Regions from separate parts of the Homo sapiens genome. Here region 1 is linked to region 2. A link is a loop called in an ENCODE intact Hi-C map of the cell type or tissue named here. Cell type or tissue: IMR-90. All regions are shown on one strand.

Region 1 (2,500 bases), 1.4 Mb before region 2:
GCCCTTTCAAACAAAACCAAAACAGGACCAGAGAAGCTCAGACCGTCCCTAACATCCCTGCTGCGAGACCCGCAGGCTGTGGAATCTCGCACGTCACCTGGCCCCAGCAGGGCGGCCAGCTGAGGGGTTGATTTTATTTTATTTTTTTGAAGTAAAGGCTGAATCTCGGCTTCAGGGCTTTTGCCAACGTCTCCACTGACAGGAACCAGCAAACTTCAGGACCCAAATGAGCATCTTAATTTATTGATGCTAAACAGGTCTGGTTGTTGTCCCCAATTTTCCGCGCGCTCTGCCACTCCCCCCCCCACACACCCCGCCCCAACCCCCGCCGCCAGCTTCGGTCCCTGCATTTGATCTCCAGGAAGGGCCCCGCTGCACAGGCGGAGGAGCGCGTCGCGGGGGGGGGCGGTGTTCGGCCCCCTCCCACCAGACCGCCCTCCCCCAGACCTGTCCCCGCCCGGGATCCTGCGACCCCCGCCCGCCGCCCGGTCAGCTGACCTGGCTCGCTCGCCTGCTCCCCGCCCGCCGCCCTGTTTCCGGTCCCCGGGGTCCGCGAGCCGCGCTCCGAGCGGGCGCAGCCGCGGCCGGGAGGTGATGCCGGGGGCTGATTACCATGAGAAAGGCTGTGCCTGGAAAAGCCTCCTCCACGCGACTGTCAATCTCACTAAGGCTTGGGGGGCGGGGAGCGGGGGGGGGGACGGAAAGGGGCCCTGTAGGAGTCACCAGAAAACTTGGAGTAAGTTGGATGCGACGCAGGCCCGAGGAGGTGGCTTTCGCCTCAACTTGGAAGGCTGGGGCGTTGAGGGCGCGGACGCCAGCAGCCTCACCAGGGAATTGAAAACCAAAAATCTCCCTCCTGCTTTTCCTCCCTCTGGCCCTCCTTTCAGCCCTCCCTGCCCTTTATCCTTATTTTCTTGAAATTCTTTCCCAGTTGCATTTCCTACGTTCTCCTTTCTATCTGATATCTCCCTTTTGCAATTTCTTGTTTTGTTTCTTAACATCCACTCTTCTCCCTCGCTGTGATTCTTTTTGTGCCTCTTTTATGTGTCCAGATTTATCATTTCGTTTTGAAAACAGAACGTTTAATGTGTAATTAATCTACCAGCAGGAGGGCAGGGACACCCTGACTAAAATAACTCCCCGGGTCTCAGAGACGACAAGTTCACCAGGTGTCAGTGAAAAGTAAAATAATAATAATAAAAATAAAATAAATCAATATTTCAGTGACCATAATGGTTTATTCTTCTATATTATCACATCAGCTCAGACTGATAATTTTAAAAGACAAGATATAATAGATATAGTCTTCCTGGAAAAAATGCATAATGCTTGGCATAGGGGCATTCTTTAGAATTAAGGCAATGTGAAAAAGTTTGTTTACAGCCATATTTTAGTAGTACTTAATTTGTTAACAGACTTTAGACATTACAATAGGTAATTTTATGAAACTTAAACTGCGCTTTTCTTCTGATGACTATTTGCAAAGGGTAAAAAATTCCCAAAGCACTCCTCCTGAACCCCAACAAAGATTGATCAATTCAGAGAGAAACATCATCATGTCACGTAGTTTGCACATTACTAAGCAAATTCACAACTTGGGTTGTTGGGTTATTTTCTTGACTAGGCTAGGTTACTGTCCGTTACCTAGCAGGTGAGTGAGCATGAGGCGGCATATGTCATGAACATAACTGTTTTTGTTTTGTTTTCTTTATTATTATTTTTTGCTCTTCCCTTCACTTTGGGCATATTTGTTGTTCTCATTAAAATTCAGAGTTTTCACTTGTTTACAATTTGTTTACTTTGTTGAATTTTAAAAACTTGATAGAAGTCAATTGAACATGTATATTTAGCCCTTTTTAGGCCAAGAAAAATAAAGATGTATTAGAAAGATGCCTTTTCTGCTTCATAATTATTAATTGACATTTTATGATGAATAATTAATCATTTGAATAATTTTAGTATCTCTGATCTGAACACATATTTGCATATCTAATGCTTGATTTTAAATGTGTTTTTTAAAAATTCATTCTCTCAGGATGAAGAAACAAAGTCACATTTTAATGCAAAATTTCTCTTCTACACTTGTAAAAGTTTATTTATTGAGCTGTAATATTCTTTCTAGATATCCATAAACTTCTTAACAATTTGTAAACCATTTATGAGGCATTCACATACAAATATGTGGCACACTACAATTAATTAGGAAAAACAATACTCTATGTAAAATCAAGTCACTCTCCTCCCCAAATCCAGAGATGTGCACTAATTATGCACTATGTTTTCTTATTGGAATTTTGTCATTTAAATTTTTAGTTATGTCTATTAATTCAAGTCTAAAAGTGGAAAATTGCAGCAATTGACAAATAACTCAGGCCTGGTATTTAGGATCATTTTTTATCTTTTACTTACTAACATATGGGCTGATTTAAATTATTAAAAATGATTAAGTAAGTGTATCCCTGATATTTTTATTCTCCTGTGCCAGTTAAAGTCCAAAGTA
Region 2 (2,500 bases):
CAAGATTGTAAGTCTCCAGGAGGTCTCATGAAACTGCATGATCTGATTCAGTAGGTGTGAGGAAGGCGAGGTCTGAGATTCTGCATTTCTGACCACCTCCCAGGTGATGCTGAAACTGCCAGCCCAAGGACCAGACTTTGGGCATAATATATTAACTCTTCTACTCCTACCTTTAGATTAAAATTTAAAGAGATCTTCGCTTTTCAAACTCGAAGCATTCTCTGTACTTTCTTCCAGCTCCTGATTTCTAAAAATAATATTGGACTGAGCTGGTAGGGGTATTTTGGATTCCCAAAAGTTGGATTAAATTAAGGTCAGGAAAACACTTTAAAAATGCAGTTCAGAAAGTCCTAAATTCCAGATCACTTTCCAAACCATCCCATCTGAAGTTGAAGTAAGCTCTTGTCTGGGACAGTCTCTAATGTTCACCTCGCTTATCTCAATTACTAAATATACCTCCTTTCTATTATCTGCCAAAATGCTGCATTCCCTCATCTCTCAGTCTCTTCCTTTAGTTATGGATATTCCACAGAGGTGCCCTTTCACATATGCAGACACAATGGGATAATTGTACATTAAGTAGGAAAAAAGTCTTTATCATTCACAGTAACAGGAAATCCCAGACCCAGGGCAATATGTATGTAATATCTGAATACACAATCAGACTCTTTGAATAGTATTACATTGTAGGAGCAACAAACACAGCAAAGAGTCCACAAAAGCTGTCTTTTTCAGAGTATTCACAATGCAAATGAGCCATGATGAAGGAGAAAATCTGGTTAAAATAACCCACTGACTGGGTATACATATCTCACCTTTTATCTTCAATTCCAATTTTCCAATTTAATGTCTAGCATCTGTTAGAAAATAAAAATATAATGATCGATGCTGTGGAATTAAATACACAGCTCCCCAAATTTATCAGAGGTTCCCCCCGACCATATTCCCAAAAATCTGGTACATAGATTAAAATGCTTAGTGCCTAGTTTTGCTTTTAAACCGAGTCTAGAAATACAACTTGGGAAAGATTACTTCTGAAGTCTCTATATTCCTCTAAGAATTATTGAAGTTCTGAAAGTGATCTCTATTTTTTGGGTTATTTACTAATGAAAATAGCATTGTAGTGCTTGTAGAAAATACTACCACCACCTACTGGCATATACTGTACATAAAATTGAAAATGTTTCTAAATCATTTTGAACAGTGCCAAATAAGGGCATAGGGAAAAACATAATTAGAGGCACTTTATTATAACTTTAATTTTAAATTTAGTCAAATAATTTCATTTGCTTTTTGACAATATAACATTAACTTTTGCCACCTGAATGTGTAAACAGAAGCAAGAGCAAAAATAAGGCATAAGATATTTAGAAAGTAGTAAGGTAGAGTTATATGCTTGAAATGACAAATGCCCTTGATTTTCACTTGTTGCTGTGTTCATTTTTGCTTTTATTGGAAATTTATTTTTGCAAACTCAGAAGGAAAAGGGAAGTCTAGATCAATGTGGTAATTGAAAAAGTCATTTATATACCTTGTCATGCAAAATTATATTCAATCAACAAAAATATTTAAAGCAGAATATAAAGATATGTACAAATTCTCTACTATTTCAACAGCTATTTTGATGAAGGAAAACAGTAAGAACAATACATGTATACCAGGTTTTTTGAAATTTTTATTTCACAGTTAATTCTCATTAGCTTATAGGTTAGTATTAGATTATTTTCTCTTTACAATTTTCCTTGGGAAAGAATTAAATCCTCATGTTATTTCCTCCATGGTTATTTTGAATTTTATCCTCAGACAACCTAGTCTTTGGTCCCATAAATTTCGTTCCTCTAAAGGAAATACCTCTTGCATAGAATCTATTTTCTTGTTCAATGGTTTAATATTTTGCATCAATGAGCTAGGTTCGTGAGAAGGATATGGGATTAAAGGCATGGATTTTCTTCCCAAAACGCCACTGTGACACCCCTATTTGTTAGAATTCCAACATGGATAATTTATCACTTTAGTGATAATTATAATGACATCTGTATATATATAGAAAGAAAGATAAATTTAGTGGAACCTAATGATAATAGGTGTATACATTGTAATTATACTCAAGAAACTTTTCTGGAGGGTGAACATGTTAAATTTTAAAGAAAGAAAAAAAGTCCTCTAATATTTAATTGCAGTTATATATTGAAAGTACATTCAATGCATTATTCAGTGTATTCAAAGTATATTAAATGTATATTACTTTTATTTTATTTCATGGGTATGAAAATATTTGTAGAAGATAATGGTAACTTATTCCTCATTATCTTATTTAAATTACAATCAATTCTCTACTAGCTTAGTGATTGTTCAGTGCCCTTTAGAAAAAAAAATGTTATTGTTCCCCAAGATATTGTTTTGCATTACATTGATAATTAGGATTTATTGTGAAATACTAAACTACTGGCTTTGTTGAGTTGTTTGACAGCCCAATTTCTTGCTTCTGTGCCTATTCTCA

The links. Hi-C counts contacts between places; a loop is a spot of excess contacts. Peaks named below come from ENCODE experiments on the same cell type or tissue, not always from the same donor. Only the 100,000 strongest peaks of a DNase experiment are listed, where the experiment ranks them.
Region 1: a loop joins it to region 2, with 12 times the contacts of the local background. A loop is called at or near these places in 3 of 110 quality-filtered maps.

Annotation. Positions count from the first base shown.
Region 1 is chr2:144,523,889-144,526,388 of GRCh38, forward strand. The region is part of intron 1 of LINC01412 (long intergenic non-protein coding RNA 1412); the gene reads left to right. It overlaps LINC02993 (long intergenic non-protein coding RNA 2993), which reads right to left and starts at 556. Exons shown (of 2, transcript NR_136320.1): 1 at 499-556. In IMR-90, no CTCF peak of the experiment used is centred here; no DNase peak of the experiment used is centred here; H3K4me3 peaks cover 1,077 bases; H3K27ac peaks cover 805 bases.
Region 2 is chr2:145,918,545-145,921,044 of GRCh38, forward strand. No RefSeq gene overlaps it. Among named protein-coding and RNA genes, the nearest start is that of LINC01911, 920 kb to the right of the region's middle. In IMR-90, a CTCF peak has its summit at 1,144 (motif pointing left); no DNase peak of the experiment used is centred here.